Linked DNA regions of Homo sapiens: all the other regions are linked to region 1. A link is a loop called in an ENCODE intact Hi-C map of the cell type or tissue named here. Cell type or tissue: endothelial cell of umbilical vein. All regions are shown on one strand.

Region 1 (5,000 bases):
TAGAGGTCATGGGTTCCAGGACTATTTCTGCTACCCATTTTACCAACACACTGAGCATCACAATGCAAATACATACTCAGGCTCAGAGATTGTTTTGTGATATGATAGTTCCCTATGGTATCAGCCTTCAGTATATGCAAGTAGTACACGAGAAATAACAGTCAGATTTCTTCACTTGTAAAATCAAACTTCTTTTCTATCCCTTTTCCATCCTTTTAACATTTTTTTTGCAGGACAAGTCTTCTGGCAATAAATTCCTTCAGTTATTGTTTATTAGAGAAAGTTTTTATTTCTCCTTCACTTTTGAAAGATAATTTCAATGGGTATAAATTCAAGGTTAGTGTTTTTTGCTGTTGTTATTGTTCAACATCTTGAATATTTCAGGCCAGCCACGGTGGCTCACACCTGTAATTCCAGCACTTTGAAAGGCCAAGGTGGCAGATCACTTGAGTCCCTGAGTTTGAGACCAGCCTGGCCAACAAGGTGAAACCCCTTCTCTACTAAAAATACAAAAAGTTAGTCAGATGTGGTGGCACACATCTGTAATCCCAGACACTCAGAAGGTTGAGGCATGAGGATTGCTTGAACCCGGGAGGCAGAGGTTCCAACGAGCCGAAATTGCACCATTACACTCCAACCTGGGTGACAGAGTGAGACTCTGTCTCAAAAAACAACAACAACAACAACAAACCAACCAAACAAACAAAAAGAATATTTCAATCTATTCTCTTCCAGCTTATACTGGTTTTAAGGGCAAGTCCACTATAATTTTTATTCCTATTCCTCTGTAGATGAGGTGACTTTTTTCCTTCTGGCATGTTTTTGCTTTTGGCTTTTTGCTTTTTGCTTTTTTTGTTTTGTTTTGTTTTTGGAGACAGAGTCTTACTCTGTCACCCAGGCTGGAGTGCAGTGGTACAAACATGGCTCACTGCAGCCTTGAACTTTTTGGCTCAGATGATCCTACTGCCTCAGCCTCCCAAGTAGCTGGGATTACAGGTGCATGCCACCATGCCTGGCTAATTTTTTAATTTTTTGTAGAGACGGTGTCTCGCTATGTTGCCCAGGCTGGTCTCAAACTCCTGGGTTCACGTAATCCACCTGTCTCGGCCTCCCAAAGTGCTGGGATTATAGGTGTGAGCCACAGCACCCAGTGTCCTCTGGCTTCTCTCAAGAATTTCTCTTTGTCTTCTGTTTTCTGCATTTTGAATAATATGCCTAGGTATAGATATTTTGGTACTTATCCTGCTACATGTTCTCTAAATTCTCTGGATCTGTAGCTTGGTGTTGGTCATTAATTTTGGAAAATTCTTGGCCATTATTACTTCAAATATTTCTTCTGCTCCATTCTCTCTTTCTTCTTCCTCTGGTATTCCAATTACATGTATGCTATGCCTTTTGAAATTATCCTACAGTTCTTGGATATTCTGTTCTATTTTTAAAAATTCTTTTGTTTCCTTGCATTTCTGTTTGAGAAGTTTCTGTTAATCTAACTTAGGCTCACTGATTCTTCTCTCAGCTATTTCCAGTCTACCAATAAGCCTCTCAAAGGTATCCTTCATTTATCTTCGTGTTTTTTCTTTTTAGTATTTTTTATTCTTTCTTAGAGTTTACATTTCTCCACTTAAATTACCCATCTGTTCTTGCATGTTATCTATTTTTTACATTAGTACCCTCAGATTTTAATCATAGCTATTTTAAATTCCCTGTCTGTTGATTTCAATGTCTGCGTCATATCTGAGCCTGGTTTTGAGGCTGCTTTATCTTTCTAGATTGTGCGTTTTCTTGCATTTGGTTTGCCTTACAATTTTTTTGTGTGTGTGTGGAAAGCCAGATGTGTCATACTGGGTAATAGGGACAGAGGTATATTGATCTCTAGTGTGAGGTTTTATGCTAATCTGCTAGGTGCTGGGCTGTGTTTAATATCTGAGGTAATTAAGGTGCCAGAGGCTTCAAATTCCTCTAGTGTACTTTTTTTGGTCTCTTCTTCAGTTTTGGCTTCCCGGAGTACTCCTGCTCAGAGAGAGTTTGTGTGTTTCAACCCTAAGGTCATGACTCCTAAGAGTTTCTCATTCCTAGGCAAATGCACACTCAGCCTCTAGCAATTTGTCAGAATTGCCATCTAAGCGTTCTTACCAGTTTGTGAACTCCGGAGGCAGCTGCTTCCAGTGAGCAGATCTCAGCTGGACTCATTTCTGGATTCCAGAATTTTGCAGGGATAATGGGAACAGAGTTTGTTCCTCACGTCTCTGATGGGTCCAAGAAAAGTTGATAATTTTCAGTTTTTCAGTTTGATCTTGTTGTAAGGATGGAAATGACAGCTTCCAAGCTCTTTACACATCAGAGCTGAAACTGGAAGTCTCTTGGCAGAGGAGATATTTCGATAGATACTGCCAAATTGCCATTCAAAACAATTGCAACAGTTTACATTCCCATAAATAATATATGCAATGACTTAAATACAATTAGTTTTAAATAGCTTGAAACAACTAAGAACACTTGCTAGTATTTGACCTTGAGACTGTGGGACAAACCCTAATAGCATGAATATCAGAGAAAGTCTTAAAACTAAGAGGGAGGAATCAGGAGGGGAGGTTGTGTTCTAATGTATTATAAATTTAGCATTCCTCCACTTATGCTCTTTCTTAGTTTCAAAAAAAAAAAGAAGTAATGAGTGAAAACACTGATGGTGCTAATGAATTGGTGGGTTTGCATGTACCTAGCCTCACACATATAAAATGCGTCAGAATTTTCCATGAGTCAGGAATCACAATTGAAATTCCTGACCTTGGTCTGGCTCCAGGAGGGAACGTAGCTTCTTCGCTATTGTATGCATGCAGCTGACTTCTTCTATACAGGAAGTAATCCTTGATGGTTTCAAACTGTGCCTCTTCTCTCTTTTTTAAAACAAAAATGTGCTCCATTAAAATTTCTCTTAATCTCTTTGATTACAGCCAGAGAAATAATAAGTGCTTTTTCCCTTACCTGTCCTTGTAGAGATGATGATGCAGCAGTGAGTTGATTTTTTTTTTTCCCACATGAATGTTATTTTTCCATAAGTCCTTTTTCTGTGAGTGGAAAATTCACTTCAAAATCCAGTAAATGGTTTTTTAAAGTCAGCAAGGGGCAAAACCCTAACAAACCAATGATCTTTCTATTGACCACAATCCTTCAACTTTTATTCTTACCTTGTTGGAAATTTTATCCTGGAATTTGATAATCTTTAGTATAAAGTAAAATAATTGAAAAAGAAAGGTCTGATACATATTTGAGGGTCAAAATGTTCAAAAAAAAATAAGTCAAATAGTTTGGTGTAATAGAGCCATCTTAACTCAAGCTTTAGTTACCCCAAAAGTGACTGAAGAGAAGACTGTCTTAAATGGGCTATTTCATTATTGTTAAAAGCTACAGTTTCATTTGTTCACTCACTCTGGTATAAATATCTACTAATGGTAAATGAACTCTCTGTTCTAAAGAATGTAAAAAGGCTCTCCATCCTTGATAACAATAAGCTATGGACAGGAAATGAAATATGAAGCAAAGCCAAAACTCTTCTTTCAGCTTTGTTTTGTTAAGCTCTGTTCTCATAAGATATTGTCAGTCACAATGAAATGTGACTTTACTAAATGTTATCATTTAATAACATAGAGGATATAAAAATAAAACTTCACCCCCAGGTGCTGAGATTGGGACAAACTGAAGAAGTTATTTCCACATTTACATGATATTATTGCTATAAACAGTATTGAAAACTGTCTAATATTCAAGTTTCTTTTTAAAAACAATTCAAGTTCAATCCCTCTGACCATAGAATTATATCTGTTTTGTAGTTTAAAGCATCATCCAATACAAATTCAAACTTTCATCTGCATTCACTGATCCAATTCTTTAGACACTATTTTTTTTTTACTAAAAACAATTTAAGAACATAAAAATTTGAAGTAAATATGAATTATTATTTTTTAAAGAGTCCATGTAGTCACAAAAAGTAAACTCAGTGATCCAAATGAAAGCTTATAGATGAACAGAAGGCCCTTTGCTCTCAAATCCCATTGCTTCTGTTTTAACAGTGTTTCTGAGTAGGAGAATGTACTAAAATCGCCCACTTTACAGCTCACTTTCCAAACCAGTAGTTTGGGATTAGAGGGATTTTTTTCTATGTGCAGAGAGACAACAAAAATTTAAAAACTTTTACATTCAGTCATCAGGGATTACCTTTGTTCTATTACTTTTCCTCAAGTCAAAAAGTAGTTTCTCATAAGGTTCTTATGCTACTAAATACTAGGCTTCAAGGTGTGTTTATCTCATCAAAACTACACACCTATAATTTATGTGTCTCTCCTTTTTTCTTGGTTTACATAGAAAACATTGTTCCAGAGAAAGCTCTCAATTCTAAAAACTTTAAAACTTTGTTATCAGCAGAAAAAGAATATCAGGAATAATGGTGCCATTTGGATGCATAGTCCTGTCAGATGAGCAAGAGACTTGATGATGAAAACCTAGTCAATTTCATGATGATCTGAGGGCTACCAATTGGTTTCTGAATTTATAAACTGAAGATGAATTACTTTCAACAAGTGGTATGTCAACACTTTAACTGTGGGCTAGATGAGAGATTCAAAAATTTTATTCTGAGTTAATTAAAAATAAGAGTAGAGGATGAGATATAATGGGGAAAGAGAAGTAGAAAATAGAGTTGATTTTTTACTTTTGGAAGGATCCACTCTCAGATGCAATAGTATAGAAATAATTACAGTGACAACCATCACATATGCCATACACTGGTGGTGCCTTCTCAAGCACTTCTGTAATAGGGTACCAACTCTTTTTGGAGGCCCATTGCTTCCTCTCTTTCTTCTCCATCAAGTTGCCTACATTGCAACTTCTCCAAGGCTGTGTTGTTTTTCATAACCTATGTTTTGTTTCCTTTATCCTCTCATTAGTGATTTTGCTCTTTTTGAGCTACTATAGTGGTATGCTGCAACAATTTGGAGTCAGATTCA
Region 2 (5,000 bases), 130 kb after region 1:
CCGAGTGTGATGACATTAACATGGTCATGAAAAAGTCATAGAGAATCACAGTTACACAACACTATAGGTGAATGCACCTGCTTGATCTCTCTTGTCATATCACCTCCCCCATTCTCTTTTCTTCATAGCATTTATACTGTTTTATAGCATCCTCTGAGATTATCCTAATTATCCTGTGTTTATTAATATTTACTAATAATTATTTAGCTCCTGCATTCGAATTTTCAATTCCTTTGGGCAAGGATCATGGTGTTTTGTTCAATGCTGCATCCCCAGAGCCTAGAAAAACATTGGTGCATAGTAATTACTCAATAAATATTTGTTGAATGAATGAATGTCATCAAAAAGCAGCCAGAGGAAAATGACTTTTAAGCAACATGGTATAAACAAAAAAACTAGCTGAACTTGTTTTACTTATCAACATTGGTTATGAAAGGTTGTATATAACCAATACTTACAGGGTAATTTCTTTTCCTACAACTGATACAACTGATATTTCCTAAAAATATAAAAGGAAGTCTCAAAAATCCCTGAAAGATATGCAAGTAATCTCAGGGGGAAAAAAGTTACAAAGATTACTTCATTATAAGGCACTAAAAAGGAAACTTATAAAAGCCACGCTGTATTTTCCTGTTAGGGCAGTGTTAAATAAATTACTCAGCAAATTCTCAAGTTGTGTAAGAATAGTGCTTTGGCCCAAAATTTAGGAGCCAGTAAGTCAAACTGGAAATAAGACCATTTTTTTTTTAATGGACAATGAGCACTCACTCTCTGAAATTCTCATCTTTTATCTTACTGTAGTTTTTTTAAATACTTATGTCATTTTTACCAAATAGTAGAATTATTTTTATACATTGGAAACTGAAAAGCTGATCTTGTGCCTTTCTTATATAAATAACCTTTTTGAATAAAAAGATAAACATGAATGAATAAAGAAGTAGACTCCAAGTTTTAAACAGTCTACTTACAAAGAGTGTTTTAAAGCATCACCATTTTGTAAGTTGGGAACTGTCTGTATTTTTTATTTTATTTTATTTTATTTTATTTTATTTTATTTTATTTTTTTTGAGACAGAGTCTTGCTCTGTCATCCAGGCCGGCGTGCAATAGAGTCATCTTGGCTCACTGCAACATCCAACCCCTGGGTTCAAGTGATCCTTCTGCCTCAGCCTCCCAAGTAGCTGGGGTTACAGGTGTGTGCCACCACGCCTGGCTAATTTTTGTATTTTTAGTAGAGACAGAATTTCACCATGTTGGCTAGAATGTTCTTGAACTCCTAACCTCAAGTGATCCACCCGCCTCGGCCTCCCAAAGTGCTGGGATTACAGGCGTGAGCCACCGCTCCTGGCTAGTATTTATACGTAGTAAACAATATCTTATAGGCCTTTCATCACAGACCAACTTTTCTTAAACTCATCAGTATTTAAAACGTCTGCTTCTTAGGAATTCCTTCTTGTATGAAACTATGTCTTCTAAACATTCTTTTGGCAATTCTTTAAACAAATAATAACTGATACCTACGACAATTGCCAAATTCTTCTTGTTTCTAAATTCTCCTTTGCAGTTTAATAAAAACAGTCATATTCTCTCCTGCAAAGTTCCTGTATCTCTTCTCCCTTTCCTTTTGGGGATCATAAACCATAAGTAGCCATCTTTCATAGCTTTTACTTACACATTTTCCCTACACTTTCACTTGTGTTTTACAGTCAGAAAAGAAGAGCAACGGTTAACGCAGACACAAGAGTGTGCAAGCCAGCCCCAGTCCTTCCTCACCTCCCACCCAACAGCATCAGCCTTGCCCTGTCTTCCCCAGACATGGCCACAAATCTATCTAATCACTTATTCTCAGTTTCCTCTTCCTGAACCCTCCCAACACCAAAAGTGGCAGCTCTGACAGAAAAATACCAAACCCACTTCCATCTGAGTTCCCTAGGTTTGGTGTAGTCAAAACAACTGCTTCGCCAGTTGACTCATCTCACAGGTCACTCACCAACTCATGGTCGTCATCATTATCTATAGACCATGGAACATTCTATCCATCTGGTTAGAAAAGTGACTAATAGTGTTGGGATTTTTTTCGCCACAAAAACAAGCATTCCGTCTCTTTCATTTTGGTGTGGAATGTGAGGCCTCCATTGCTGAGTACTTTCACCACTGTGATTGAGGAAATTTTCATTTGGTAAGAAATTGAGCTCATGATGAAGACGTGTTTACTAATAGCTGTCTGTACTTCTGTTTTATTTTTACCGTACTTGGGAATTGTATTGCCTCTAGGTTTATCTATCTTGAATTCTAAGCATAACTGGGAAATGAGTTAAAAATTCCATATAAAGATTTGGCTTTTCTTTGACCAATAATGCAGTGGAATGCAGAAGTGGGAGGTACAGGTAGAAAGAGAGAGAGGAAATGCATTTTCCCTGGTGCAGAGTAACCTTCTGGTTCTGTTAAAGTTAAAAAAAAATTACTAGCTATTCTGTGTTAAAAGTAGCCTTAAATTTTTTAAATTACTATGATATTGAGGCTGAGCACAGTGGCTCATGCCTGTAATCCCAGCACTTTGGGAGGCCAAGGCAGGCGGATCACCTGAGGTCAGGAGTTCGATACCAGCCTGGCCAACGTGGTGAAACCCCATCTCTACTAAAAATACAAAAATTAGCCAAGTATGGTGGCAGGTGCCTGTAATCCCAGCTAGTTGGGAGGCCGAGGCGGAAGAATCTCTTGAACCTGGGAGGCGGAGTTTGCAGTGAGCCGAGATCGCACCACTGTACTCCAGCCTGGGGGACTGAGCAAGACTCTGTCTCAAAAATAAATAAATAAATAAATAAATAAATACATAAATAAATAAATAAAATAAATCACTGTGATATTGGACAAACATTATCATAAAAATTTATTTTTTAATAAAGAACAAAACCACATTATCATATAAGTCTGGCAAATCTGCTTTGATTTTTTCTAGATTGAGTTATTGGATCTCTGTTAAACTGTTATTAGATAGAACAAATATATGCATTATACTATTATCTTCTTTTCCCCTGGGCCCTTCTATTTAATTAGGACAAGGTAACTTGAAAACATGTAAAGTACTGTCATCAAAAACATATATCTACTGAATGCCTCCCCTTACCCTCATTGGCCAAGTGTCATATTAGGTATACTGAAGATACAAAGATCCTTGCCTTCTGGGACTTTACATTTTAGTGTCAGAGACAGAAGAGATGTATGAGAAAATAAACACAGAAGAAAGAGCAGATGCTATGAATCCCCATGACACATCTGTTTTCAAATGAGAAACAGCATAAACAATGTGAAGGCTGAATTCCACACATCATTCTCGGGTCCAATTTATTTGCCAACTCTAGGAAAGATAAACTCAGATATTATTGTGATATTCACACAACTATCACCATGAAGAACAGATTTTCTGATTCAAGGAGAAGGAAAAAAACAGCTTTCTCTTCTTGAGAACTGAATTATTCTTCCCTCTTAACACTTCTGTGAATTTTTCCTGCTAAATATAACAGCCAAAACAAGGGGCCTGAAGCCCAATTTGGTTGCATTGCAAGACAAATAACATCCATACTAATAACAGCAGCTATAATGTATTGAACCCCTATTGTAATAGGCTCCATGTTAAGCATATTTACATATATCTTCTCATTCAAACATCATAACAATCCTGGAAGAAACGTGCTATGATGCCCTTTGAGTAAAAGACCAGAAGGATTAAGTAAAATGACCAAGTATTATGCATAAACCATGGCTGGGCAGGATTTGCACCCAGGTCCATCCATCTAAAAACCCGTTTCTTTTCATTACCTCAGAAGAGAAGTGGTTATTCCATTTCCCTAGGATGAGTAATTCCTCTGTGAAGGAAATACCAACATTCTTTCAATGCTTATCTACAGAGGAGGGTGGAGGAGGAACGGATAAGGTGGAAAAAGTCAGTGAGGATTAGGAATGACATCCCAAGGCTGAATCACTTATCCATTTATTTAATCAAACAAGTTTATATTGAAGGCCAAATAGGTGCTGGATACAGGAGACTGGACTGTAAAATAGAGATGCATCATGCCACTCAGGGAGCTACAGTCTCATGGAGAAGACAGACCAAGAAGACAAGCACGTCAAATAAGGAAACAAACAGGGCACCCAAATAGGGAATCATGGGAGGTGGTGGTGGCCCGCTTTGAATACCACTGTTGCTGTTTACTTTCCAGCTTTCTCTAAGGAAGTGACATATAAGCTGAGCCTGAAAGATGAAGAGGAGCAGATTGTATGCAGAGCAGAGGGAAGAGCAAGCTGATGGAGGTGACTAATCAGAGGGCCTGATGGTCAAGTGCTCAAGGTGGAGTTAAAGGAAACCCTGCTTTCTTGACATCACCAGCTGCTCAGAAGCCTTCAGCAGGCATCCTAGACCTTCTCCTTCTCTAAGGGATGGGCCTCACCTACTTTCTTCAGCTGAGACCTGGCACAGACCCTTGGAGCTTCTAAGGACCCCATTGTAGCCTTGGGGTGGAGGCCCATGGCACCACTGCCCTCTCCCTGGGATAAAGGTCCTGGGGCCACTTCTCAGGGCTGTGTCCCTCTATCAGGAGGTAATTGTCTCTCCCAAATCACCTTCTTCTTCTTCCTTTTTCTTCACCCCATTAAAAAAAGGGTACAGAATACCTTTCTTTTTTCTTTTTTTTTCTTTTTTTTTTGAGACAGTCTGTCACTCCATCACCCAGGCTGGAGTGTGGTGGCGTGATCTCTGCTCACTGCAACCTCTGCCTCCCAGGTTCAAGCAATTCTCATGCCTCAGCCTTCCAAGCAGTTGGAATTACAAGTGCGCATCACCACACCCGGCTAATTTTTGTATTTTTAGTAGAGATGGGGTTTCGCCATGTTGACCGAGGTCTCGAACTCCTGACCTAAAGTGATCAGCCTGCCTTGGCCTCCCAAAGTGCTGGGAATACAGGAGTTAGTCACTGTGCCTGGCCCCTTTCCTTTTGTTCTGTA
Region 3 (5,000 bases), 170 kb before region 1:
ATTTTGAAGATATTTGTGTGTTCATATCTCAGGAGGCTATGTAATTAGTTCCACTCTGATTACCTTTAAATGATATGGCACTGACATTGAAATGGAAGGTTCCATTATTTAGCAACCACTATCTAAGCAATAATAACAGCAAAACTAAAAGTGAATGTTTACCTGACATTTATTACATTCTGGCAAGGTTCTGTGCTTTACATATTAGGCATACTGGATTCATCCTCCCAACAACCCTGTAAGTACCATTATTAACTCAGTCCCAGAGCATGGGTGGCGGGAACCCATACGTTAGAAAATACATGGTAGAGTCAGTGGTGCTGGAATGTATTCAAAGGCATAAGATGATTTAGAGATCACAAAGTCTGGATCAAACCCAGATGCTATGACCCTGTGTCTCATGACCCAGCATTTCTCCAGCTAAAGAATTTCAAAATGTGAAGGAGAATAGCTCCTGAATATAGATTTTTTTTTTAAAGGTAAGGCACTGTTCTATTTATTTAGTGCACTTTGCTGAAACTGTTTTCTATCAGTATTAGAAAAGCATACAGTATAACTCGAAGATTTTTTAAAATAACAAAAAGTTCAGCTTGTTGTATGGCTGTGTGCTAATTCCTGATGTAGTGGGACTCTTTTTTCTCCACAGGAACTGTATTCTGTGAAGCAAATCTTTCCATAATCTCTAATACTGCCCCACAAGTCCTGAGTGAATTACATACTTTCATTATAGCCCTCCCTCCTCCACATTCTCCCGACCCTGGAAAAATAGCCTACTTTTCTATGAGGGAAAGAAAAAGAGGCCGTTAAAGAGGCCGTTACTTTGTGTCTGAAAAGAGTGAAGGAATTACTGAGCTACTTACAAGCTCTACACATGTGGAATCAATATAATTTTCCATCAGATGGTTCAAAAATGTATTCAAATTATGTGGTTTTGCAATGCTAAACTTTGGAATTTAGTTGTTAATAGGAAAGTTTTTAGGATAGTTTGCCTACCGAGTGCCATTATTGAATTTGAATAGCAAATTGTTTATAATCATACACAAACAATCTTTATTTAGGTTTTACCCATGTTTCCTGAAGGGCAGGGCAAGTTCTGAGTATATTATTCCTCTCTGTCTACTGGGAAGGTCAGGATTACAGACAATTAGAAGAAAGTCAGGGCATGAACAGATCTCTCTATGTATTCCATTAGTCTCCTGTTTTGATATTTATCCATGAATTTGAAGTCACATTTACTTAGCTACCATCTGATTTCCATGCAAGGTTTTTCGTAAAGAATATGACAGTGCTTAAAAATATGTGAATTTTTAAATAAGACTTTTGAAGCAATAATATAAAGGTAGATCAATGATTAATGTGGAATTAGATATCTACAAGAACTCCTGAGATGCAGCACCTCAAAATATAGTTGAACTGGGTTAAAATATGTAAATTCCTTAAAGTCAATGAAATGTAAAGTTACATTTCAGTTATGTGCCAAGCAAGGTCCATATAACTGGCCTAGTATAAACTTTTCACATGTGTTTATAATAATGAGGCTGACAGTGGAAGAGATGAACGTGGAATTACTATTAGAATAACAATTTACATTTCTGTAAAATGCCCTCATATAGGTAATCTCTTGATTTTCATTAGTTAGGTATTATTATTCCCATTTTATAGATTAGAAAACTTAGGCATATAGAGCATAAAAGATACAGTGCATGGAAGATAGCATCATCTAATGGAAACCGGGTGAGAGGACGGACTTTGGGATCAGACAGATTAAAAATCCCAGTCCCACCCCTCAATGCCTATATGATCTATGGAAATATTATTTGGCCTTCTTAAGCTTCATTTTCATTATCTGTGAAATTGGGATAATTCTGTTGACTTAACAGAGTTGCTGTGAGGGTCAAAGGCAATAAAGGTATGTAAAAAGCTTAGTTTAGATTTTTCTTGAAGATATGGGGCTCGATGCTGGGAGACTCCAAACACAGTGCTTCATGAATATTTGGTTGAGATCTCTGTTTTGCCATTTGCAATGTCAGGACATGCATTTTTGGGCCCTCTTGCCGAAGCCATAGAGAGCCCCTGTTAAGACAGGAGCAAAGTGACCTCTGCCCCAGATAAAAATTATTACCTTCCTGATGTATTATTACCCTCACCTGGATTAGGCCATCGTTATTCCCAAATAGTAACAATCTGCAAATGCATTTGTACAATAAGAATTGCATGGTCCTGGTACATCTATTTTACACACATTCCTTTTAGGGATTTTGTGGACACATATGTTCACCAGCTTTAAGAAATTGCTCTATCCACATAAAGAAGGATCACCCACAGCATGTGTTTACTGGTCTCCTCAATGTGTGAAGTTAGGGCTATTTGTTTGTAACATGCTCATATTAACTCTCTTTAATGTCTGCAAGTGAGGAAGATGACTGATGTTTGTTCACGCCTAAAATAGAGAAGTGGAGGAGTGGGAAGGAAAATTATTTGTGCAACATTACACAGAAAGTCCGTGATGAAGCAGGAATGAGAGCCTGAGTTGCTGACCTCTTAATTCCTTTCCTGTCTCCCACAGACAATGATGCTTCTGCAACTCCTGGGCAGGCAATTGCACCTTCATTCTTTTGTACACTTACAAGTGTATTTTCCAGGGAACCCACTGCAAGGGCCTCCACCCACTTACATACAACTTATATTTAGCTCTGATGACAGGGGTTTGCTTGACCTGACCAAAATCAAAGGAGAAGTGAGCCTACTGGGGCCTAGACAGGGCAGGAAGAAGCTCAAAGAACTGGCTCTATAAGAACTACAGAAAAATCTCTGACCTTGAGGTCCCACATCTCTGACCTTGAGGTCCTCAGAGAGAAGCAGCTATAACCCTGATGATGACAGAGATGAATTAAAATAAAAATGCTTCCAAATATCTGTTGCCAGGAAGCAGATGACATGCTAAATTACTCTGCAGATTGACTACTTAATTCAGCGATTTCCTGAGTCAGGAGTTGCCAGAAGAGCCATTTTGTCCTTTCTGGCAAAAAAGCCGCTGGGATTGCTGTCTCCAGTCCTCTTTCCTCTGCTTCCTGCTGTAGGAAGGCCTGTTTCCGCAGAGAGATGCCTGATTAGACAGCACTGTTTTAGTAGGCAGAGGACTAGGTAACAAGTTAGGTCTTTCATTTGACATTGATTGTGGGCAGTGTGGAAGTCATGCACATCATAAAAATACAAGTCCTTTTAGAAAATGTAAACTAGTGAATGAAAAGCAAATTAGACAAAGCAAATGTCTGAAAAGTAATATTGCAACATTTTCATCTATTTGATTTCAAATGTTTTGAAATGCCTGGTTTATTTTTGCACAAAGAGTCCTGCTTCAGTCCCAGTGCAGTTTTTTGGAACTGAATTTTGAGTGATGAGATTAGTATTTGCCAGGCGAATATGATGCAGCTAAGCAGTCTGATGTCAGTGAGTGGTGACTTTCAGAAGGCATAGCAGTTGGCTAGGGCCAACTCAGTTGACCCTGAGCCAGAATGGGCATTTTATAGAAACTGGTGGATAAGCTGTATCTCAGCTCCTAACTACTTTGCTGTACTGCGGAGTAGTGCCTCCACCTTATCTCTAAATTGCTGAATAAGATGCATATAATCCAGCAAGGCTAAACAAATAAAAAGCTCAGAACATCCAGGCAAAAGGAAACAAGAGTAGGAGGCAAAATGGAACCACAAATGAATGGGTTCACAAAACATGGAGTGAAGATTTATTTCTTCTGGTACTTGTTTAGCATCAATGTTGTGTGACCTTGGGTTAGTGTGTGTGTGCCCTGACCACTCAGGCTGTAAGCATCTCAAGAGCAAGGCTTCTGGCATTGGCTTCTTTCAAGTTCGTGTCTTGTTCAGAGCTTTACTTGTAGCCTGTGCCGCTTATATGTTTGCTAGTATTGACTGGTGATGGTTGAGTTTCTTCTCTTCCACAGGGTTCTACCTTGGAACTCCCAATATTGCAGCATCAATAAACGTATCAGCAATTATTTCCGGAGCTGTTGTTTTGGATTACAGAGCATCTCAGGTTATTTGCATTTAAGCAAATTTGGAGTGATTTTGTTGAATAATTTCTATTTTTAGATTTTTCACTCCAACAGCTGGGTGTTGGCTAGAAAGTCACATGTTACTAAAAGTGTTTGTGTAGAAGAAAAACGTCTATTGGCCACGAGGTGTTGTAGAAGAAATTCCTTCCCTGGAGGAGAGAATGGCTAGTTGACTAGATGTTCCTTTTAAACTACTCCATCATATTTTACCCTTGGCAATGAATTTGCAATGGAAGCTCTAAAACCTATTCTTATATTTGGGATTTCTTTAATTCCAAAGAAAAGAATATAAATAAATACTTCATAGGTGGCTTTAAAGTTTCTGCTCTGCCCGGGCGCAGTGGCTCACGCCTGTAATCTCAGCACTTTGGGAGGCTGAGATGGGCGGATCACCTGAGGTCAGGAGTTCGAGACCAACCCGGCCAACATGGCGAAACCCTGTCTCTACTAAAAATACAAAAATTAGCTGGGCGTGCTGATAGGCGCCTGTAATCCCAGCTACTCGGGAGGCTGAGGCAGGAGAATTGCTTGAATCCAGGAGGAGGAAGTTGCAGAGAGCAGAGATTGCGCCACTGCACTCCAGCCTGGGTGACAGAGCGAGATTCTGTCTCAAAAAAGAAACAAACAAATAAATAAATTAATTAATTAAATAAAGTTTCTGCTGTGGACTTTTTTAGGGGATATTTTTCAGTAGGAGGATTATACAGGACTGACAGGCCACTGGCTGTATCATCAACTGATTTGGGGATTTGTTGTCAACTCTGCAAAAGAAGGTTAAAAAAAAAAAGAGAAAAAAATTGAAACTTTCTCTTTGGCTTTTTTCCTGATAGCTCTGGTGAAAAGTTTAAGAGGGAAGAAGCCATAGATACTAACTAAAATAAAGTTCTGGTAATATTTTTATCCAGGCATGCTGTGCTACTTTGTTAACATA

What was found. Hi-C counts contacts between places; a loop is a spot of excess contacts. Peaks named below come from ENCODE experiments on the same cell type or tissue, not always from the same donor. Only the 100,000 strongest peaks of a DNase experiment are listed, where the experiment ranks them.
Region 2: it touches region 1 in a loop (12-fold over the local background); 3 of 110 quality-filtered maps call a loop at or near these places.
Region 3: it touches region 1 in a loop (4-fold over the local background); 6 of 110 quality-filtered maps call a loop at or near these places.

Annotation. Positions count from the first base shown.
Region 1 is chr6:134,548,590-134,553,589 of GRCh38, reverse strand. No RefSeq gene overlaps it. Among named protein-coding and RNA genes, the nearest start is that of LINC03002, 11 kb to the right of the region's middle. In endothelial cell of umbilical vein, no CTCF peak of the experiment used is centred here; DNase peaks (open chromatin) are centred at 2,209, 2,769 and 3,579; H3K27ac peaks cover 2,782 bases.
Region 2 is chr6:134,419,987-134,424,986 of GRCh38, reverse strand. No RefSeq gene overlaps it. Among named protein-coding and RNA genes, the nearest start is that of LINC01010, 15 kb to the left of the region's middle. In endothelial cell of umbilical vein, no CTCF peak of the experiment used is centred here; DNase peaks (open chromatin) are centred at 2,026, 3,266 and 4,066; H3K27ac peaks cover 4,861 bases.
Region 3 is chr6:134,718,506-134,723,505 of GRCh38, reverse strand. The region is part of intron 3 of LOC101928277 (a long non-coding RNA gene); the gene reads left to right. Among named protein-coding and RNA genes, the nearest start is that of LINC03002, 180 kb to the right of the region's middle. In endothelial cell of umbilical vein, no CTCF peak of the experiment used is centred here; a DNase peak (open chromatin) is centred at 3,055; H3K27ac peaks cover 1,814 bases.